Linked DNA regions of Homo sapiens: region 1 is linked to region 2. Evidence: read pairs that join two places in POLR2A ChIA-PET (ENCODE). Cell type or tissue: K562. All regions are shown on one strand. Links, peaks and the distances in the headings refer to the core of each region. The heading gives the core; the rest is flanking DNA.

Region 1 (11,923 bases), core at 2,574-6,573, 370 kb before region 2:
AGAAATGATGTGGGGTGATTCCTTTTCTCCTTGTTGCAGTTTGGTAGATTCCCTCCCCTCCATTTGTTTTTCTTTGATTATCACTTAGGAAAAGGGAAAGTCAATCCTATTAATAAGCCTCATCAAGTCTTCATTCAAGATCAACTCCTCTATTAACATGACTTTGACTTTATTACGTGAATGAAACATTTGTCCCCTATCCCACCTAGCGTTCCTTACAAAGTCCTATTCCATTAATTTCACACTGGAAGGCAGGCACTATGCCCAATCTCTCTATCCTAATTCTTTTTTTTCTTTTTTCTTTTTTTTTTTTTTTTTTGAGATGGAGATTTTACTCTTGTTGCTCAGGCTGGAGTGCAGTGGCACGATCTCAGCTCACTGCAACCTCCGCCTCCCAGGTTCAAGCAATTCTCCTGCCTCAGCCTCCCAAATAGCTGGGATTACAGGCATCCGCCACCACGCCTGGCTAATTTTTATATTTTTAATAGAGACAGGGTTTCACCATGTTGGCCAGGCTAATCTCAAACTCCTGACCTCAAGTGATCTGCCCGCCTCAGCCTCCCAAAGTGCTGGGATTACAGGCGTGAGCCACCATGCCTGGCCTCTCTATCCTAATTCTTGAATTCCCCCTCCAATGGGGGAAGAGACTGGGAAGGGCATTTCCTCCACACTCCCAATAGGACCTTGAAATTGCTTGCTTTTCTGGGTCTAAACTAAATCCTCTTCCACTTGGCTGTATGCTGGGGAGGCTGAACCATATGGCCCATTCCAGGGGGTTCCCTTGCCTTGTCTGGCTTCTTGTTGGATTTGGCCCCAGGGGGAGTCTGGAGGGAGGCAGGAGAGTGAGGACTAGGCAGTCATTTCCCCTGCTCCCTCCCTCACTATGGGATCACATCAGGCCAGTTAGGTCCCTGACCAAATGGACTCTCAGGTAGCACACTCCACAAAGCCCACTCGACTTTGTTGTTCTTGTCATCTAATTAACAACAGTTAATCAATTCTTCCTGTGTGGGTTTATCATACTGAAGACACTTTTTTTTTTGAGACAGAGTTTCACTCTGTCACCCAGGCTGGAGTGCAGTGGTGCAATATCAGCTCACTGCAACCTCCACCTTTCAGGTTCAAGGGATTCTCCTGCCTCAGCCTCCCAAGTAGCTGGGATTACAGGTGCCCACCACCACGCCCGGCTAATTTTTGTATTTTTAGTAGAGATGGGGTTTCACCATGTTGGCCAGGCAGGTCTCAAACTCCTGGTCTCAAGGATCCACCCGCCTCGGCCTCCCACAGTGCTGGGATTACAGGCGTGAGCCACCATACTCAAGACTTTTAATCCATGGTCACGTTGACACCAATATGGATAACTTGTTCCTGCTTTACAAAACACAGCCAATTGTCCCAAACTTTGTGGATCCCACACTGCTCCCTAGTTGGATCTTGGTACTGGTTTCTAATATTTCGTGGTTGTTTAATAAGCTTAGACTTCAACAGAGCCTCAAGGGAAGACTTCCTGACCCCCAGATATGTATGTGAACTATTTCAAGTGCTGGGATAACATCCTTGCCAAAGGTTCATTTTTATGAACTCTGTAAGTTTGGTCCTGTGTGACTGGAGAATAGTCTATTGGAGTTTGTGGGAGGACAACACTTGATGACCACCACTGTCTCCTCTTGTATATCTACTGACTTCTGGTCTTAGCCCCAACAGTCTATTCCCCATACAGCAGAAAGAGTGAATCTTCTGAAAAAAAAAAAAAAAAAAAAAAAATGGCAGATCTGTCATTCCTCTACTTACAACCCTCCAGTGGTTCTCTACTCGGAGTCAAATCCAAAGTCCTGGCCAGGCATAGTGGCTCATGCCTATAATCCTAGCACTTTGGGAGGCTGAGGCAGGCAGTTCCCTTGAGCCCAGGAGTTCGAAACCAGCCTGGGCAAAATCAGCAAGGCCCTGTCTCTACAAAACAAACAACAACAGAAAAACCAAAGTCCTTACAAATGTCTATGAGGCCCCTCTGTGCTCTGTCCTCTCCCCTTACTAATCGAACTCTCATCTGCTGCCACTCCTGCATGTACTCAGCTTGAGCGCCTAGGACCCCATGCTGTCTCAAGCCTTGGGATTTGCTGTTTCCTCTGCCTCCAATGCTCTTCCCTGGTATCCACATGACTAGCTTCATCATTTCTTGCAGGTCTCTGCTCTTACATCTTATCAGTGAGGTCTTCCTTGACCACCCTAAATAAAATAGCAACCCCTACTCATATGACCCTAGCACACTTTCTTCCTTTTTTTTTTTTTTTTTTTTGAGACGGAGTCTCACTGTGTCACCCAGGCTGGAGTGCAATGGTGAGGTCTCGGCTCACTGCAACCTCCACCTCCCGGGTTCAAGCGATTCTCCTGCCTCAGCCTCCCAAGTAGCTGGGATTACAGGGGCCTGCCACCACGCCCTGCTAATTTTTGTATTTTTAGTAGAGACAGGGTTTCATCATGTGGGCCAAGCTGGTCTTGAACTCTTGACCTCAGGTGATCCACCCGCCTTGGCCTCCCAAAGTGCTGGGATTACAGGTGTGAGCCACCGCACAAGGCTACCCTAGCACTTTCTATCCCTTGCAGTCTTTTTTTTCTCCATAGCACTTATCACTATCGGATATAGTGTAACTATTATATATAATGCATATCAGAACAGTTATGAAATTAAGATTTTTGTGGGCATCTTAGATTTTTTCAATTATTTGTATATTTGATACACGGTCTCATTCAGTAGCCCAGGCTACAGTACAGTGTTATGATCATGGCTCACTAGAGCTTTACCCTCCCGTGCTCAGTTGATCCTCCCACCTCAGCCTCCCAAGTAGCTGGCACTACAGGCACATGCCACCATGCCTGGCTAATTTTTTTGTATTTCTTGTAGAGATGAAGTGTTGCTATGTTGCTCAGGCTGGTCTTGAACTCCTGGGCTCAAGTGATGTGCCCACCTCAGCTTCTCAAAGTGCTGGGATTACAGGTGTCATCAATTATATTTTAAAAGGTTATCTGTTTCAGTTCCCAAAATTATATATGCATATTTTATAGCCTCATTCAGCATTTAGATGTTAATAGGGTTTAAAGCTTTGGGCTAAAATCAAATGTTGCACAGAAAGATCTACACTCTGTATTAGCATCGAAAAGCTTAATGGTCAGTTTCAGGTAATTTCACCTGGTTATATTGCATAAGAAACATTAATATACTGTTCAAAGAATTTGTAATATTAAGATGTTAATTTGTATCTGCATTCTGTCCTCATTACATAGAAAACCCTTGAAGAATGACCATGTTTCCTGATTTTTGTTGCAAATGCCAAATGGATGTGTGAATGAGTTGGGTTTGTGCCATTTTCCATTTGGCCTGCAGTGTAGATTGGAGTTGTCAGGCAGTGAGAACTAGAACGAGGCAGCATTGAGATTCCCCACACAGGGGCTAGGCACGGTGGCTCACGCCTGTAATCCCAGCACTTTGGGAGGCCGAGGCGGGCGGATCACGAGGTCAGGAGATAGAGACCATCCTGGCTAACATGGTGAAACCCCATCTCTACTAAAAATTTAAAAAATCAGCTGGGTGTGGTGGCACGCACCTGTAGTCCCAGCTACTCGGGAGGGCAAGACAGGAGAATCGCTTGAACCTGGGAGGCGGAGGTTGTAGTGAGCCGAGATCGCGCCACTGCACTCCAGCTTGGGAAACAGCGCGAGACTCGGTCTCAAAAAAAAAAAAAAAAAAAAAAAAAAGATTCCCCACACAGGGGCGAGTGGGCACACCCACGGGAAGGGAGCCCCTATAAAAATGGCACGTGGTTCTGTCTCAGCTGCCTGAAATGACAGAACACAAGCTCTATCACGACTGATATGAACTATGTAAGGCATCTCCACTGGAACAAAATACTCATTGCCTTTGAGATAAGCAGAAATTTCTAAAATCTTTCCAAAAATTGGTGTTAAATTTAAAAGTACTTTTACTTTTAAAGTCTTTCTACTTTTTTTTTTTTTTTTTTTTTTGAGGTGGAGTCTCACTCTGTTGCCCAGGCTGAGTGCAGTTGTGCAATCTTGACTCACGGCAACCTCTGCCTCCAGGGTTTTTTTTTCTTTTAAGCAGTTCTCCTGCCTCAGCCTCCCAACTAGCTGGGATTACAGGCGCCCACCACCATGCCCAGCTAATTTTTGTATTTTTAGTAGAGACAGGGTTTCACCATGTTGGCCAGGCTGGTCTCGAACTCCTGACATCAAATGATCCTCCTGCCTTGTCCTCTCAAGGTGCTGGAATTACAGGGCATAAGCCACCATGCCCAGCCCACTTTCTACTTTTAAAAGGGGCCCATGACTTATATTAGGCCCTGTGAGGCAGCTGGCATCTGATGTCTAAGCTAGGCAACGCATAGTAATCTGCAGTTGTTTACTTTGCCTCTGGGTGTTGCCATTGAGCCAATGAGTGACTCACTACCCAGGTGGCACTGCCTCGCACTTGCTGATTGGAAAGTGACTTCTGCCCTTTTCAGGTGTATTTGCATTAAAATATTATAATAAAAATAAGTACCATTTATTGACAGATATCGAGTTATTTCTCATTTTGCCTGCACAATAGAAAATAAGCTGCAAAAACCTATGTATAGGTCATTCCTACCCCAGACCAATTATAAATCAAAATCTCTGAGAGTCAGGGTTGTTTTTTTTTTTTTTGAGACGGAGTCTCACTCTGTCCCCAGGCTGGAGTGCAGTGGCGCGATCTCAGCTCACTGCAACCTCCATCTCCCAAGTTCAAGTGATTCTCATGCCTCAGCCTCCCTAGTAGCTGGGGTTACAGGCACCAGCCATCACACCCAGCTAATTTTTTGTACTTTTAGTATAGATGGGGTTTCACCATGTTGGCCAGGCTGGTCTCGAACTCCTGACCTCAAGTGATCCTCCCACCTCAGCCTCCCAAAGCGCTGGGATTATAGGCGTGAGCCACTGCACCTAGTCAGGTGTTAGTATTTTTAAAAAGCTACCCAGTGCTGGAAGCAGTGTCTCATGCCTGTAATCCCAACACTTTAGGAGGCTGAAGCTGGAGGATTGCTTGAGCTGGGAAGTGGAGGTTGCTGTGAGCCAAGATTGCGACTACTGCATTCCAGCCTGGGAGACAAAGCAAGACTCTGTCTCAGAAAAAAAAAAAAAAAAAAAAGCTACCCAGGTGATACTGATGTGCAGCTAGGTTTGGGGCTCTGCTCTTGGTGGCTAACAGCAGAAAGTCTGGATCCAGATTACCTGGCTTCATCCCATCTTCATCATTTACCTGTAGCAGCTGTGTGACATAGGGCAAGTCCCTCAACTCTTCTGTGCTTCACTCTTCTGAACTTTCAGAGACAGCTAATAGGTCCTAACTCATAAGGCTGTTGTGAGCATTAAGTGAATCAATGGATAATTATTTAGTAAGTGTTTGCTACCATTGTTTTTATAGCTAATGAAGTTGTGGGTAACTCTTGAGAGTCTCCAGAAAATTCTTTCCATGTCTCATCAGAAGCTGTCAGTTATGCATATGGTTGTTATGCCTATGGTACAGAACAGAGCTGCTTCTGTCCTGAGCAACAAATGTAGCTATGTGCCCCTGATGTGGGGCCTAATTTATTTGAACCACCCATTGGGGTCTGGTCATTGTACTTTCTGTATTCCCTTGTTCCTCTGCCTAAACGCTACAATTCTTCTGATCTCTGGAGTCTTGCAGAAACTGATAACAATTTATGCATTGTAACTGCTGTGCTGCTTTGTTACATAAACATTAGGTCAAGAGCAAGACCCTGAGAATGCAGCTTTGACCAACTGAAACAGATGGTAACTGAGCCTTCCAAAGGCCACACTCCCCTCATATTTATTTACCTGGCAGGCAGCAGAATGAGCCCGTTTTGCTTTATGTGCAAAACTTTCCTCCCAGGCCAATTTTCTGGTGCCCCCCGTGACATATCGCAAAATGAAATAAAAGTATCAAGAACAGTAATTTATTCCTGAAACACATCTTCCAAGAGTTACAGATATCTACCATGTCGACCTCTCTTAGCCCGAACCTGAGCTGTCACCCACGTTAAATTACTTTCTAAATCAGAGGTAAACTTTATATCATAAAATACCATTCATAGCCACATCAATCCAACCTGAAATCTGCATTACTCTCTTGACCCGAACTCCTAGATATCTACAATTCACAGATCGACCAGCTTTGCTCTATCAGTATGCCTTACCCTAGTGGTGTATTACACTAATAGATTCCTGGAGCCGCAGCTCACTTTGTTGATGTATAAGAGCAATACGTTAAGAGAGCCCCAGCTCACTTGGATGATGTATAGTTGAAGTGGTCATCTGGGGGAAGCATGCTGGTGATGTATGGCCCTGACAAGGGCACCAACTGGGAGAGAACAAGTTCAAAGTGGGTTTGGTTTAGCTTGTAGAGGCAAAGAGAAACAACTTAGATCCCACCAGGCCATGTTCCCACTGGCCTCCCAAGGCCTTCTATTTGCAGGAAAGTAAGCAGCTGCACACACCGTTAAAGAGTGAGGTCTTAACCACTTTTGCCATAGAAATTATTGTTTGCAATTACTGTAAATCTCTCCAGAGGCTTAGATGAAAACAAAGACACATAGATGTTACTTTTACTTTTTGGATATATATTTCATAATAAAATTAATAAAGGAAATTGCATAAGGACATGTTATTAATTTTTACATTCTTGAGCAATGGGGAAAACTGTAGATGTGTGCACCAAAAGATATGTACCAGAATGTTCATATCAACATTACTGTAATTACCAAAAACAGAGAATGACACCAAGGTCCATCAACTGTAGAATGGAGTGTCAATTAACTATGGCCACACAAATCCCCATGGCATACAGCAATGGCATATTTTTTAGCTCATGCTTCTATGGCTGGCTCATCTAGGCTGGGTTCTGGAGGGTTCAGGGGAGGCACTGCTTTACACATCTCTCATCCTGCTCCTAGGACCAGCTTGCACCTCTTTGTCTCATGGCAACAGCAGAGAGACAAGAGCTAGCAAAACAAATCTTCAGAGCATTTTTTTCAAGATGGCATAACTTCTGCTAATATCCTTGTAACCAAAGCAAATCACATGGTCAAACCCATGCAGGGAATTGCACCGTGCCCACAGTGGGAAGGCATTGAAGAGTTACATGACAAAGGGTATGGATATAGGAAGGATGGTCAATGATGCAGTTTATCGGCCAGGCATGGTGGCTTATGCCTGTAATTCCAGCACCTTGGGAGGCTAAGGCAGGTGCATCACCTGAGGTAAGGAGTTTGAGACCAGCCTGGCCAACATTGTGAAACCCCATCTCTACTAAAATTACAAAAATTAGCCAGGCATGGTGGTGTGCGCCTGTAGTCCCAGATACTTGGGAGGCCAAAGCAGGAGAATTGCTTGAACCTGGGAGGTGGAGGTTGCAGTGAGCCGAGATCACGCCACTGCACTCCAGCCTGGGCAACAGAGTGAGATCCAAAAAAAAAAAAGCAAGCAATTTATCACCATTTATTATTAATGCAATAATAAGTCTAATTTATTATTAGATGAATAAACTGTGACAGTCATACAATGGAATACTATACAGCAAGGAAAATGAACTACCACTATACATAACAACCTAAATCTCACAGAGATAATATTAAGCAAAAGAGGTTAAACACAGGAGTTCATAGGTATGATTCTACTTATAGAAACCTCAAAAACAGGCACAAGTAATGATGGTGTTAAAAGTCAGGGTGGGGGTTACCTTTGGGATCAATGACTAGGAGCAGGCATCAGAAGGGCTTCCAGTGTTTGTGATACTCTGTTTCTTTATCTAAGTAGCAACTACACTGATGCATTCACAGAGTGGAAATTCTTGTAGGACACATATAGTTTCTGTATTTTATATATTTGGTATGCTTCAATTAAAAAGTTTATTTGAAGAAAACTGAGCATGCAAAGCAGCATGACAAGCCTGGGGCAGATTAAAAAATGAGATATTTAAAACAGGAATGCTTTAAAGCTCTTGAAAAGCACATTCATGGCTTCATGACGGTATAGAGAGTGACAGCAGGACAGATAATCAGAGGGGCAAAGAAAGGAAGGGGCTTCCCTCTGGGAGTTGGTTTAGTCTTACCCACCTACAGTTAAAAACAAACAGGCCAGGCACAGTGGATCATGCCTGTAATCCCTGCACTTTGAGAGGCCGAGGTGGGAGGATAGCTTGAGCCCAGGAATTCAAAACCAGCCTGGCCAACATGGAGAAACCCCGTCTCTACAAAAAGTACAAAAAATTAGCTGGGCGTGGTGGCAGGCACCTGTAGTCCCAGCTACCCAGGAGGCTGAGGTGGGAGGATCACCTGAATTTGGGAGGTTGAGGCTGCAGTGAGCTGTGATCAGCCACTGCACTCCAATCTGGGCAACAGAGTGAGACCCTGTCTCAAAACAAACAAACAAACATAAAAAAATGCTTGCTAACTAATTACATGCTCAAACGAAACCAGAGAGGATTTGAGTCTGGGAGTGGTATCTATACTTTCAGAATACTGCATTAATTAGCAGAGAGGATCAAAATTCTCCAACAAACCTGAGTTGTAATCTGGGCCCTACCAACTTCCTCACCCTGTAACCTAGAAGAATTACTGCTCCAAGTCTCAGTTTCTCTAACTAGGCTGGTAAAGTTAACAATAGTACCTCCTTCATAGAGTTGTTTGTTGATTATATGAGCAGTTGCACATACACTGCTTAGCTTAGTAGTAGTAAGTGTTGCCTAATAGTAAGTGTTCAACAAATGCAAGCTCTTGTTATTATCTATCTATCCATCCACACATCCTCCACCCACCCACCCATCCATCCACCCATTCACCCATTTATCTATTCACCCTCCCATCCATCCACCCATCTAGCCATCAGTTCACTCATCCATCCATCCATTCATCCACCCATTCATCCATGTACCCACCCATCCATTCATCTACCCACCCATCTACCCATCCACCCGTTCACCCAACCATCTACCCATCCACTCATCCACCTGTCCATTCATCCACCCATCTATCCATCCACCCATCCACCCATCCATCTACCCACCCATCCATCCATTCACCCATCCACCCATCTACTCATCCATCCATCCAACCATCCATCCATCCATCCATCCACCCATCCACCCATTCATCCATCCATCCACCCAACCAACCATCCACCTTTTCATCTATCCACCCACTTGTCCACCCACCCATTCCTCCATTCATCATTCAACCCTCTCTTCCTACCATCACTGTTTCATCCATGAAGATTTATAAAGAAGTGTAACATTTGGAGTTTATAAACCAGTATTTGAGACCTAATTCTAATTCTTTCCGCCTGTGCAATCTTGGACAAATAGTTAAAATTATCTACATTTTTTGTTTATTCTTTGGTAAAATGGGAGAGAGTGCTTATCTTTACATTATGAAACTACTATGAGAAGTAGATGATTCAGCTGGTTGGGTGTGGTGGCTCATGCCTGTAATCCCAGCAATTTGGGAGGCCAAGGCGGGCTGATCACCTGAGGCCAGGAGTTCAAGACCAGCCTGGCAAACATAGTGAAACACCGTCTCTACTAAAAAAAAATACAAAAATTAGCTAGGCATGGTGGCAGACACCTGTAATCCCGGCTACTTGGGAGGCTGAGGCAGGGAGAACTGCTTGAACCTGGGAAGTGGAGGTTGCAGTGAGCCGAGATCGAGCCACGGCACTCCAACCTGGGCAATAGAGCAAGACTCTGTCTCAAAAAAAAAAAAAAAAAAAGAGAGCGAGAGAGAGAAGTAGATGATTCATTAAACTCCCCTGAGGCAAAGTATCCACTTATCAGAGTGACAAGGTTTGTATGACAAAAGGAGAGCTATGCCACAGTACGGGAATATAAAAGACCTACAAAGCAGCCCCCTTCACACATATTCTCACCTTCCAGGGCATATCACACCATGGCGGTGCCAAGATCCCTTACATCAACAAATCTAAAACTAGGTTTATTATGTCTCCTCTTATGAGTTGAATTGTATTCTCCTCAAAATTCATATGTCGAAGTCCTAATCCCCAGTACTTCAGAATGTGATCTGATTTGAAGACAGGGTCTTTACAGAGGTAATCGAGTTAAAACGAGGTCATTAGGGTGGATGCTAATCCAATATGACTGTGTCCTTATAAAAAGGGGAAATTGGAAGACAGACATACAGAGAGGGATGATGATGTGAAGGCACAAGGAAAAGACAGCCATTTGCAAAACAAAAAGAGAGGCCTGGCTGGGCACGGTGGCTCTCACCTGTACTCCCAACACTTTGGGGGGGCCTAGTTGGGAGGATCGCTTGAACCCGGGAGTTCAAGACCAAACTGGGCAACATAGGAAGACACTGTCTCCACACACACATACAAAATGAGATGTGGTGGCATGTGCCTGTAATCCCAGCTACTCAGAGGGCTGAGGCAGGAGGATTGCTTGAGCCTGGGAAGTTGAGATTGCAGTGAACCATGTTCACGCCACTGCACCCCAGCCTGGGAGACAGAGCAAGACCCTGTCTCAAAAAAAATAAATAAATAAAAAATAAAAAAAGCAGGGAGAAGGAACAATTGGGAGACAGGCATGCATAGAGGGATGACAATGTAATGAGACAGGGAAAAGATGGCCACCTACAAACAAAAAGAGAGGCCTTGCTGGGCACGGTGGCTCATGCCTGTAATTCCAGTGCTTTGGGAGGTTGAGGTGGGAAGATTGCTTGAGGCCAGTTCAAGACCAGCCTGGGCAACATTGTAAGATCCCATCTCTACATAAAAAAATTAACTGGACAAGGTGGCATATGCCTGTAATTCCAGCTACTACTCGGGAGGCTTGGGTAGGAGGATTGCTTGAGCCCAGATGTGGGATGATTGCTTGAGCCCAGGAGTTCAAAGCCACAGTGAGTCATAATCATGCCGCTGCACTCCAGCCCAGGTGAAAGAGGGAGACCTTATCTCAAAAAAGAGAGAGAGAGGACTGGAACCTTCTACCTTTCCTCACAGCCATTGTATTCTCAGAGTCTCAGTGGCAGGCAGGGCACACCACAGGCATTCCATGCATATTTGATTGAAAGATTTTCATAAAGGAGGTAGAATTTGAGGGATGGCTAGGACTGGATAAGATGGAGAGGAGGGGAGATGTCCTGGAGCAGATGAGGGAATAATTAAGGATGCCATGTTGCAGAAAGACCAAGGAGTATCAGAAGCTCCAGAGATGATTCGTTTTTCTTGTGAAGACCCTTCTGAAAGTACCGCTCTGCAAATAACTCAGAAACTCATTGCTGATTTGCACATGGGTTAGTAGGAACTTGGGTTGCTGTTCTGGAAATTTCCCTTAGTGTCTAATACATTTTATTTTACTTCAGAAGGGATTTCCCATAATCTAATCTGTGTGAATATCACTTGAGTGCTTATGCTTGTGATAAGTTTCTGGTCAAGTATTCTGGGCCAACGTGAACTTACTTGGCAATGGGGACACATTCTTCACATTTCTTTTCTTTTTTTTTTTTTGAGACAGAGTCTTGCTCTGTCACCCAGGCTGGAGTGCAGTGGCGCCATCTCGGCTCCCTGCAAGCTCCACCTCCTGGGTTCACGCCATTATCCTGCCTCAGTCTCCCGAGTAGCTGAGACTACAGGCGTCCGTCAACAGACCCGGTTAATTTTTTGTATTTTTTAGTAGAGACGGGGTTTCACCGAGATCGAGAGCCAGGATGGTCTCCATCTCCCGACCTCAGATTATCCGCCCACCTCAGCCTCCCAAAGTGCTGGGATTACAGGCGTGAGCCACTGCGCCCGGCCCATTCTTCACATTTCTTAATCACTTAGCCTCAGGATAATGTGACAACCTATTGGTTAGGGAGGATATGGAAACTGAGAGAAA
Region 2 (11,923 bases), core at 5,568-9,567:
TACTAGGGTCTCTTGAGGCCATGAAGACATGACTCTTGTTGTTGTCTTCTTTGGGGATTCCTCCATGGGAGCCCCTTTTTCCCTGCTACCCTCCTGCCCCCCGGAAGTGCAGAGGCCCAGGAGCTGCCTGCTGGCACCAGTTGCACGGGATTAGTTCAGGGAAGGACTTGCTCACCTGCTCCTCCCCTCTGACTCAAGTCATAACAAGTAACCTGGTTCCCCTGGCCCGGCAGCCTGGGAGGGACGGCAAGGTAGGCAGGTGAGCCGAGACGGACGGACGGCCAGCAGCTCCGTCAGCTGGAGAGAGAGCACAGGCCTGTGGCTTGGGAGACCCTGAGGCGACATGTGAGGGCCCTGAGCCCCCTGACTGGAAGCAGGGGCTGTTTTTCAACTCCTGGACTAAAGCCCAGAAGCAGGTGAGGGCGGGGGAGGTGGAATGGGTCTTTGGGGCTGAGAGCAGGCTGGCCTGGGAGTGGAGGAGCCCAAGCAGTGGCCATCACCCCCCTCCGACCCCCACCCCCGCCAGCCTATGTCTGGTGTGTAGGGATGACAGAGGGGTGCTGGTGGGCTTGGACGGGAGCCTGTTCTTGTGGTTGCCTAGGCCTTAGTTTCCACCAGAGGGAGAGCAAGCAGAGATGAGCTGGGACAGGCAGGCCTGAGACCTGGCTTTGGGGGACACACTTGGGATAGAGGAGGATCCCCCATGGCCCGGCCTGAGGGAAGGTGCTCTGGAGTTTCCCTCCCTCCCTCTGTGCCCCTTCTGGTCTCCTCTGCCTTTTTCTGGGGACATTGTTCAGCCGGGTGGGCTGCTTTTTAGGGCCCAGTACTGGAGCTTGAAGAGGCCCAGGAGGGATCCCTGTGTTAGGGAGGGGGTGGGGATGTTACCTGAACTGCCTTTATCTAAAAGCAATGCCTTAGACACTTAAGACTCATAGCCTCCTGGGTGGGGGTGGTGCCCTCGCTCTCACCTGTTGACTCTGGGGCAGGTTCCCTACAGCTGTGGAGGGCGGCCTCGGCAGAGGCAGATGTGAGGGTCCGCTATGTGGCTGTACGGGTTTCCTTCTTGGCCTGACATTGACCAAGAGGTCGAGATTCAGACCGGGGACCTGGAAAGGCTTTAGACACTGTGCAGTCTTTATTGTGCACAGGAGGAAAGGAAGCCCCGGGAGGCCTGGTGACTTCCCCAAGGTAGTACAGACCGCAGCAGAACCAAGCCTTGAGCCCACAGCCAGGGGCTCTGGGCATCTGACGCTGTTCTCTTTGCTCTACTTGGGGCAGCAAGTCATCCCAGAGAGGACCCAGCATCAGGCTGGGACCACTGGGAAGATCAGTGCCTCCCCTTTGATGCTGGCAGTCAGAGACTGGGCTGAGCTGGGAGAAGGGGAAGCTGGCGGAGACGGGAGGCGTGCTAAGGTACCCCTCTGTCCCTGTAAGTCCCCACTCCTCTGCAACAGTCTCAGAGCCCCTGAGAAGCAGGGGCTGAGTTGGCCCAACTTTCCAAGGCAACTACTTAGTGGTTAATAATTAATTAGCAAGCGTGACTAATTAATGGCTTCCCCTCCCACATTACTTCCTCCTCTGTGCAAAGCAGACACACTCAGCATGCTAGCTGAGACCACCTTGCTTCCTACCTCTGGCTGCACCCTGCTCTTGGCTTCTGGGGAGGGTGGGAGGATGGCTAGGGTGGGTGGGAAGGGGTGGGGGTGAGCTGCCTGCTCCTCTGTCCTGTTCTTATCTCTACGAGGGATAGAGTTTGGGACAGATGGACAGTGCAGAGCTAATAGTCATCCTAAGTATCCTGCGGGGTGGGGTTCCAGAATATATGGCCAATCTTTCAGAACTTTGGCATGTTTGCAAAGGCCTCCCATAAAGTTAAAAAAAATAATTCTCCCATGCATTCTCTAGACTTCCTTGAATAATTGAAATTCCAAAGTGCAAGGTACATGTTGCTTTCAGGGCTTTGTGTTTGATTGTTGCTGCCTGTGGTTGCTGTGTTGTTTATGTAGGTCTATAAAAGTTCTTGATCGTCCTGCTCTTATCATCTTGATGGGTGGAGAGGTATCACCAGGGACCTGGCTGACAGCAGTCCCCTCTCCCTGTTGGCCTTGCTTTGTTACCAGCTTTCCCAAGGCCGACTTTTCTGTCGTGTTGGCTGCCTGAGGAGGGGTGGAGCTCACCTCCCCCACCCTGCGGCCCCGCGCTCTGAGGAGGCAGGATAGGCTCCAGACAGAAACTCGGAAGGACTTTTGGACTCTTGCTCAATGGGCTGACTCAGTGAGGAGGTGGCTGAGCTCTCTTTCCAGACCCAACCACCTGCATGGGCTCCGCCCACCCCTCCCACCCCTGCTGCAGCCAGCAGCTGCCAGGCCCTGGCCAGCTGGGACCCCAACCAGGGGTGTGGGTTGGTGAGGAGGGAGAGGGGGTGGGCACAGGTGTTATCTGGGTGACTGGTCCCTAGCTGAGCCGACACAATGGGATGGCACCTGTACCACCCAAGTGTTCTCCACCCCGAAGCAGGCAGAGGAGCAGGTGATCTCCTTTCTGTCCTTGCACAGCTTCTGCTCTAGTCACTGCTTGCCCCTCTCCTGTCAACTCTTGGCAACCCTGATAGACACAGCCCTGGGTCTCCCCTGGCTGTGGGGTGTAGGGGATCTAGGCTGATTCCCCTTCAGTGGTCTCCCAGGAGTAATTGATGGCTTGAAAGTTGTTTGAGGGCTTTGGGACAGCTCTCTGGCATACAGTGGCTGCACATATCTGCAGATGATGTGAAGTTCAGAGTCCAGGGCGCCAATTCAGAGAGTGGGCGTCCTGGACTTCGGAGGCCCCAGACCAGGGCCTTGGCCATGTGCCTGCCCACTTCTTGAAGTGTCCTCAGCCACTGGGGCGTAGGACATGCCTCACACCTCCTGGGTTCTTGGGTTGAGGATAGCTGTGTCCCATAAAGATGTCTTCCCCTTCCTCCTTTCTTTTTTTTTTGGAGACGGGGTCTCTCTGTTGTCCAGGCTGGAGTGCAATGGCGTGAACATGGCTCACTGCAGCCTTGACTTCTCCAGGCTCAGGCAATCCTCCTGCCTCAGCCTCCTGAGTAGCTGGGACTACAGGTGCACACCACTATGCCCAGCTAAGTTTCATTTTGGAGAGATGGGGTCTAAGTTGTCCAGGCTGGTCTTGAACTCCTGGGCTCAAGCTATCCTTCTGCCTTGGTCTCCAGAAATGCTGGGATTACAGGCGTGAGCCACCATGCTGGGCTTCCTTCCTCCTTTCTTTGTTATCCCATCCCATTTTTTGTCCCCTTCCTTTTTATCCTGTCTCTGCTCTTTTCCTTCTTGCCCTTCTCCCCAGTCGAGCGGTTCTTGTGGCTACCACAGCTGTCGACCCCCTTAGGCCTAGAGGACTTTGGCCCAGAGGGGAGTTAGGCTGGGCCCCTGAGAGCCCACTGAGAACAGGGTTTGCTGGTGAGGCCCACAGCCCCTTCTCTAGGTCAGCACCCCCAGTGCCAGAATCTCCTGCCCCAGATGGTTCCTGAAGCACAGTCCTCCCTTCCACTCCCCTGCTCTCAAGCATCTATTCAGCTTTTTGTAACCAAGATGGTTCATATCTAGCTTTTTTGTTATTGTTCTCTTTTCTCTTTAAAGCTGGGGAAGCTCCAGGCTACCTACACAACCTGGCCCAGGCTGGTCACGGTGTCCCCCCTCCCTGCTCTGTGCCCTCTCCTTCCAGAAATCCACCATGGAGAGTAAGGATGAGGTCAGCGACACCGACAGTGGCATCATCCTGCAGTCTGGTGAGTGTTCAGGGAAATCCCCCTGCCCTAGTCCCTAGTCCCTGGTCCCTGGTCCCTGGCCCTGACTCCTGAGTCCTGAGCCCTCAGGCACTAGGGCTGGCTGGGCTGAGACTCCCAAGGGCTGAGAGGAAGGGGAGGGAGAGGCCTCTGCTGGGAGGAGGGGGAGGTTCTGGAAGGGCTGGAGCCTCAGGGACATGTGGAGTTTTCCTCCCTGGAGAAAACTGGCTTGGAGTTTTGGTTCTATCTGGAAGAGGGATCTGCAATGTTCAACTTTAGCCCCAGCTGAGAAGTTGAAAAATCTCAGGCAGGCACAGTGGCTCATGCCTGTAATCCCAGCACTTTGGGAGGCCAAGGTGGGCGGATCACAAGGTCAGGAGATCGAGACCATCCTGGCTACCACATAGTCCCAGCTATGTGGGAGGCTGAGGCAGAAGAATCGTTTGAACCTGGGAGGCGGAGGTTGCAGTGAGCCGAGATCGCGGCATTGCACTCCAGCCTGGGCGACAGGGCAAGACTCCGTCTCAAAAAAAATATATCATCTGGCCAATGTGAAGGTCTTGCCTCTCTGTTTGGCCAGACCTGTGGGCCTAGTCTGGCCTAGTCTTGACAGAGGACAAGAAAGAAGAGGCTTATGTGTGTGTGCAAGAGAGAGGGGTAGTGGGGAGAGGGAGAGAGAGAGACAGGAAGAAGAAGGAGAAGGAAAAGAGGAAGAAGAAGGGAGGAGGAGTGGGGGGAGGACTGCACCGGCAGAACTCCCTCCCCTGCACTCCCCCACCATAGGTCACCTGGTGGGACGACCCTCCCTTCTGAGTTGTAACATTTGTGCAGCCAAGAGACGTGGTGTTTTGTGGCTGTGACACAGGCCACAGCAGCCAGCCTGCAATTTGTGGGCAGGCATGAGATGTGTGTGTGTGTGTGCATGTGTGTGCATGTGCATTCCCCTAGGGGTGGTCAATAAGTAACGGAGGAGGCTTCCATCTTCAGCCTCCCTGAGCATGTGCCCCCCAACCCTTGCAGGCCCCGACAGCCCGGTCTCCCCAATGAAGGAGCTGACCCATGCAGTGCACAAGCAGCAGAGGGCCCTGGAAGCGAGGCTGGAGGCCTGCCTGGAGGAGCTGAGGAGACTCTGCCTTCGGGAAGCGGTGAGGCCCCAGCCAGCACACACAAGCATCGGGTTCATCTCAGGAGCTGTGGAGCCACGTGTGGGGATGCGGGAGCTGGGGAGAGGGAGCCCCATTCTTGAGGGAATTCTGGACATCAGGCTGGGGGCTGGGGCCCAGAGTCCCCATGATGCAGTGTTTGACCTTGTGCTGGATGGAGAAGAGTCAGACCCAGGCAGGGGCCCAGGCACAGAGAACAAAGTTCATCAGGGGCTGCAGAGGGACTGCACAGACATAAGTGCATATGAGTGCTGTAACCCGGGTCGGTGTAGCTCTGGAGGAAGTGATCAGAAAGAGGTCTGAAGGGAAAGGGGAGGAGTGCAGAGTGGGTCTGAAGACAGGAGAGACAGTGTGGAGGATGGGATGAGGTGGGGTGGAGGGTGGTCCCACCAGGGCTTCTATGGAAGGCAGGCACATGCAGTGCAGGGGCCAGTGAGCCAAGTCTGGGCAGGTGGAGAGGACCTGGCTGGTCTCTGCTTCCTCCCCAGGAGCTGACGGGCACCTTGCCAGCGGAGTATCCCCTCAAACCAGGGGAAAAGGCCCCCAAGGTTCGCCGCAGGATCGGAGCGGCTTACAAACTGGATGACTGGGCCTTGCACAGAGAGGTGAGGAACCTCAGGAAGCTGCCAGTACCCCTCGATCCCCAAAGCTGATCACTGAGACGCCACACCTCAGCTCAGTACCCTGGCAGGTTCCCTTCCACCCTTTCACACCCAGTGAGGGTGCTTGGCTGCCTGTTGGTGAGAGACACCATGAATATGTAGCCCAAATGGCTGTGGAGAAGGGGCGCCACTAAGGAACCGAGAGCTGGGAGCTCAAGGGAGGACACTGGGTTTGACCCCATTGGGCAGAAGATCAGTTAAGAGCACCAGCCACCAACCCAGCGGGCAATAGCCTGCTCAGACAGGTTACTCTGGCCCCTAGGGCTGTCCTCCTTTCTCAGGAGGAGGTGGGGGCAGTCAGGCCCTGGGTGCCCTTCCCCTGTGGCGTCAATGGCAGCAGTTTCCCATGGGCCAGCCTGCCCCACCCTTTGGGGTCAGGAGGGAAAGTGTCCCACTTGGGTTCCCACCCTGCCCGGTTCAGCAGGTGGGCTGGTGGGTGGGTGCCCATGCCAGCTTTTCAGGCTGACAAGTTTGCTTTTCGGCTCCTCCCACTCCTTCACCCTCTGCTCCACGTCCGTCCATTGGTGCTGCTGTCTGCCTCTCTTCTGTCCTCAGGGCTTAGGACTGGGACCTAGAGCACTGTGTCAGGGCTGCTGTCCACCCTCTGGGCCCCCAATCTCCCTGCCTCTCTCTAGCCTCACTCCTGCCCCCTCTCTCAGGACCCCCTAAGCAGCCTGGAGCGCCAGCTGGCCCTGCAGCTGCAGATCACAGAGGCAGCCCGTCGGCTGTGCCTGGAGGAGAACCTCAGCAGGCAGGCTCGGCGGCAGCGGAAGCACTCCATGCTGCAGGAGGAGAAGAAGCTGCAGGAGCTCCAGCGCTGCCTGGTCGAGCGGCGGCGCAATAGCGAGCCACCTCCGGCTGCTGCTCTCCCCCTGGGCCGAGGTGAGCCGGCTGCCCTGAGGGGGGCCATGCTCCTTAAATGAGCTTTTGAGGGATGGTGGGCGCACAGCCCCGTGCCACTGCCTTTGCATTTGGCTCCAGCTGGGTAAAGCTGATTCTTGGGTTCAGCTCCACCCCATCCTGATTCTCTCCAACTCCAGCAAGGCTTCCCCATCCTGTGAGGTCTTCTTCTCCGTCTCCTTAGAAAACACCCTACTCTCTCCTTCCGTATCCTCCTCAAAATACACTACCTTCAAGAGACTTCCTACACAGAGATATTTCTCAGCTGACCCTGAGCTGAATCCAAGGTGTATTCAACTGGGTAGCCCAGGCTGGCCCCGCTGCCCTCCAGGCCCACAGGGTGATGGCATCTCTGGGTCAGGGTAGTGTGAGGCTCCCGTGAGCCCAAGGCTCTGAGTTGATGTGTAGTCCCCTGGCCTGAGTTAGGCAGCAAAGGGTTTGACGATTGCTATGTGTTACTGATCACTGAATTGTTTCAGGGGCCCACAGCTACTTAGGAGATGTTCAGGTTGAAATCCAGCAGGACTGGTGCCACACCCCACAGCCCCTTAAGTATCTACAACCACCCTGGTCAAGGGTGGGATCCTTCCATGTCTGTTCTCTGCCCTCCTTGTGTCTGTAGTTCAATCCCTGAGCTCCTTGGCCCAGAGACTAGTGGCCGTGGGGGCACCTAGTGAGTTGTTGATGCCCAGGTGCTGCCACATCACATCAGTGTGTCCACCACAGGTTAGCTTCCAACAGGTGGTTCTGAGCCCTTAGGTGTGACTGTTTTCCTTTGTCCTGACCCAAGGCCAGCCTGTCAGGTCAGGACTTGCATCTCTCCATTCCAAACCCCACCGCAGCAGGCCCATGACTCAGCTCTGCCCCCCGTCTCTCACATGGGACCCAGACCTCCCTGGCTGCCTCAGAGGGAACCGGGAGGGAATGAGGCCGTGGCCCTGCAAAAAAAAATCCAGAATTGGATTCAGAGGTCTCGGCCTTCATTCACATTCTCAGGCTCCCATCCCTGCATATCGTGTTGGCTTTTTGCCAAGACTACTCCTCAGCCTGGGAGCAGTCATGGGGAAGCTGGAAAGCCCTTGCTAGTCCCTGTGCCCTGCAGCCTATGCCTCAGGCAGGGAGTTATCTCAGCACAGGTCTCAGAAGTCCCTGCTCCTATCCATGGCTTTTAATTTAGGGTAGAAAGTGCATGACCAGACACCACCCAGGTCACCTCCCGCAGCCAAGAGTAGGTGATAAAGGAGGAGGTGCCTCCATGTGACAGTTAACCCAGTAAACTCAGAAGACAGTGGGGCTGACCCAGGGAAAATGGCCAGACCTCTGTCCGGTTCCAGTGGTTCTGGCTTGGCCGCAGAACAACACTCCCAGTCTCTGAGGCTCTAATGGAAGACAAGTTCTACAACCTTACTCCACTCTCAACAGGGATCCCAGGACTTGACAGCAACCTTGAAAGGTAGCTGCTGAATTGGACATGGAAGCCCCTAAGGGCCAACTTGCTCTGTGCCTGCAGGGAGAGGTCAGGGTGGTGAGATATGCCCGTTGGTTGCAGCGCCTCCTGCTCCCCGGTCCAGCCTCACACTGCTCAGCAGCCTCCCCTGCCCACCGGGGCTGCCATTGCTGGGAGCTTCTGCCCATGATGGGTGGCAGGGGAGTGTCACCCTGATGCTGCCATTGTGACCCATAATGCTTCTTGTTGGGAGTCGGGAGCAGGCCAGGACTGGCCTGGGGCTCTGTGGAAGGCAGGAGGATGAGGTTCTGAAACCTTGGAGCCCTCAGTACAGGTGAAGACAGAGCTGTGGAGAGGAGACAACTGGTGTAGTTGCTGACTTTCCCACATCAGGAATCAAGATCCCACTGGCCAACTTCAGGCCCTGGGATCTAAAGTCCTGTTGTGAGAGCACAGAAGGGATCAGTTCTAGACAAGTAATTTCTGTTTTGTGGCTCCTCTGCCCAGCCGAGCCCTCCTAGAAAGGAGGAAGTAAAGCAGAATTATTAGTAGCTGAGGTGTTTTGAATTAAAAAGGGAAGGCCGGACACTGTGGCTCATGCCTGTAATCCCAATACTTTTGGAAGCCAAGGTGGGCGGATCATGAGGTTAGGAGTTCAAGACCAGCCTGGCCAACATAGTGAAACCCCATCTCTACTAAAAATACAAAAATTAGCCAGACATGGTGGTGCATGTCTGTAGTCCCAGCTACTCGGGAGGCTGAGCCAGGAGAATCCCTTGAACCTGGGAGGTGGAGCCCAGGATCAAGGGAGCCGAGATCGTGCCACTGCACTCCAGCCTGGCAACAGAGTGAGACTTTGTCTCAAAAACAAAAAACAAAACAAAACAAAAAAACAGGAGGCCAGGTGCAGTGGCTCACACCTGTAATCCCAGCACTTTGGGAGGCCGAGGCGGGTGGATCACTTGAGGTCGGGAGTTCAAGACCAGTCTGACCAACATGGAGAAACCCCATCTCTACTAAAAATACAAAATTAGCCAGGCATGGTGGCGCATGCCTGTAATCCCAGCTACTCGGGAGGCTAAGGCAGGATAATCACTTGAACCCAGGAGGCGGAGGTTGCGGTGAGCCGAGATTGCACCATTGCACTCCAGCCTGGTGACAAGAGCGAAACTCTGTCTCAAAAAAAAAAAAAAAAAAAAGGGAAAAAAGCAAACAACCCAAAAACCGAAATAAAAAACCACCCTGCCCCCTTGGGCTCCATACAAGGGTAATTTAGTTTGGGAAAGTAACTGCTAGGTGAGAGTCATCAGCCATACTTTGCAGTGGCAGGGAGCAGTCAGGTGTTGAGCTCATTTACTAGAGTGAACCGCATGAGGGCCACCCAGCACCCACCTGTGCAATGTAATAGGCACTCTGGATGCATCTGTTGATCAACAACACCAGCCATTAGCCACATCCTCATAACATTTTTTTTTTTTTTTTGAGACGGAGTCTTGCTCTCTCATCCAGGCTGGAGTGCAGTGGAGCCATCTCAGCTCACTGCAACCTCCACCTACCGGGTTTAAGCGATTCTCCTGCCTCAGCCTCCTGAGTAGCTGGGACTGCAGATGCGTGCTGCCACGCCCAGCTAATTTTTGTATTTTTAGTAGAGATGGGGTTTCACCAAATTGTCCAAGCTAGTCTCGAACTCCTGACCTCAAGGGATCCTCCCGCCTTGGCCTCCCAAGTGGTGGGATTACAGGCGTGAGCCACTGCGCCTGGCCGCTCATAGCATTTCTGAGATGGTGGAAGTGTTCTGTATCTGTGCTGTCCAATACAGTAGCCACTCGCTGCATGTGGCTATGGAGCATTTGAACTGTGCCTAGTGTGACTGAGGAACTGACTTTATTTAGTTTTAATGAAAATAGCCACATGCGGCTAGTGGCAACTGTGTTGGACAGCATAGCCTTGGGGGAAGCTCAGCATTTGTGAGTAAAATCTCCACCGTTACCCCTCTGTCTGGGGTGTCCTGCGATGCTGCTGCGGGGCAGGGGAACGCTGAGCTAGGGCAGGGTTGGGACAGTTGCTGAGATAGTGAGCAGCTCTCAGAAACCTGAATCTTTTTTTTTTTTTTTCCAATCTTTTTAGAGACAGGGTCTTGTTCTGTTGCTCAGGCTGGAGTGCAGTAGTGTGATCATACCTCACTGCAGCCTTGAACTCCTGGGCTCAAGTGATCTTCCTTCCTCAGCCTCTAGTAGCTGGGACTACAGTCATGTGCCACCACACCCAGCAAATTAAAACAAAACAAAACAAAAAAACTATTTTAGAGATGGGATCTTGCTATATTGCCCAGGCTGGTCTCAAACTCCTGGTCTTAAGCAAACCTCCTGCCTCAGCCTCTGGAGTAACTAAGATTATAGGTGTGCCTGGCCCAATGAAAATCTTTATTCCTAAGGTTTTTATAAAAGATCAAAGGCAGGAGACCAGAATTCAGTAAGAGGGGGTCTCTTTAATTGAACCCTAAAGCAAAGGCTACTTGTGAGCCAAGCAAAGCATGGGCTGGCTGGCTACTCAGGAGTCAAGCCCAGCTCCTGGTACCGTATGTCCTAGAAATCTACTGCCTGCTCTGGGTAAAGATTTTTTCATTAAATTGCGGAGCAGGCTGAGCATGTTGGCTCAAGCTTGTAATCCCAGCACTTTGGGAGGCCAAGGCAGGAGGATCTCTTGGGCCCAGGAGTATGAGACCTGCCTGGACCACACAGGGAGACCCTGTCTCTACAAATAACTAAAATAAAAAAATTGGATAGGCATGGTTGTGGACACCTATAGTCCCAGCTACTCAGGAGTCTGAGGTGGGAGATTGATTGAGCTCAGGAGGTCAAGGCTGCAGTGAGCTGTGATCGGGCCACTGCACTCCAGCCTAGGCAACATTGTAACAACCCATCTTTAAAAAGATGGGTTAAACCTTTGTGGAGCAAAGGTTAACAAACTTTTCCATAAAGAGCCAGACAGTACATATTTTAGTCTTTGTAGGCTCTTTGGTCTTTATCACAACTGTTCAACTCTGCTACTTCAGTGCTAAAACAGCCAGACATTACATAAACAAATTCATAGCCGTGTTCCAATAAACATTTATTTACAAAAGCAGCTATTGAACTGGATTTGACCCCTGGGCCATAGTTTGCTAACCTCTGTTGTAAGGGATTTCAAGATGGTTGGAACTTTTTACTTTTTTTGAAACTTCCTGGGCAATGCCCATGCATTTGAGATGCAAGCTCACAGGGGAGAGCCCATAAAGGGTTGTGGTTAAGAGCAGACTCCAGTCAGACTGTCTGGGTGTGAATTCTGACTCAACCACCTTTGTTGAATGTATAACCTAAACCACGTTACTCAACTCCTCTGAGACGTGGTTTCCTCAACTGTCACTTGCAGGTGATAATATCTACCTTACGTGGTTGTTATGAGAATTACCTGAATTAATATATATAAAGTGCTGTATTTAGAAATGTATTGGCACAGTAGAAACATTAGCAATTATTACTTTTTCCTCATCTTCATTCTCAAACACAGTTGAAAATGTTTCGTGAGTTCCATCCAGGTCACTTTAGGCTTATTCTCAAGATCTGAAGGCCTGGCCGGGTGTGGTGGCTCACGCCTGTGATCCCAGCACTTTGGGAAGCCGAGGTGGGTGGATCACCTGAGGTCAGGAGTTCAAGACCAGCCTGGCCAACCTGGCAAAACCCCGTCTCTACTAAAAATACAAAAATTAGCCAGGCATAGTGGTGTGTGCCTGTAATCCCAGCTACTCGGGAGGCTGAGGCAGGAGAATCGCTTGAACCTGGGAGGTGGAGGTTGCAGTGAGTCGAGATCACACCACTGCTCTCCAGCCTGGGTAAGAGAATGAGACTCCATCTCAAAAAAAAAAAAAAAAAAAATCTGAAGGCTTAAGTTTCTTCAAAAGCAATAGCACAAATGAGTTCCCTCTGATTTC

What was found. ChIA-PET counts read pairs that join two places held together with the same protein. Peaks named below come from ENCODE experiments on the same cell type or tissue, not always from the same donor. Only the 100,000 strongest peaks of a DNase experiment are listed, where the experiment ranks them.
Region 1: POLR2A ChIA-PET joins it to region 2 with 6 read pairs; 2 of 35 experiments call an interaction of 5 or more read pairs at or near these places.

What each region holds. Positions count from the first base shown.
Region 1 is chr1:200,531,381-200,543,303 of GRCh38, forward strand. No RefSeq gene overlaps it. Among named protein-coding and RNA genes, the nearest start is that of KIF14, 83 kb to the right of the region's middle. RefSeq lists a silencer at 4,346-4,415. In K562, for the core only: a CTCF peak has its summit at 4,421; a DNase peak (open chromatin) is centred at 4,441.
Region 2 is chr1:200,894,672-200,906,594 of GRCh38, forward strand. INAVA (innate immunity activator) reads left to right here and starts at 229. Exons shown (of 10, transcript NM_001142569.3): 1 at 229-416; 2 at 3,636-3,784; 3 at 4,802-4,926; 4 at 5,433-5,549; 5 at 6,266-6,488. The coding sequence starts at 3,730. RefSeq lists enhancers at 123-633, 634-1,145, 1,146-1,656, 2,380-2,967, 2,968-3,557 and a silencer at 11,262-11,381. In K562, for the core only: no CTCF peak of the experiment used is centred there; a DNase peak (open chromatin) is centred at 7,660; H3K27me3 peaks cover 3,471 bases.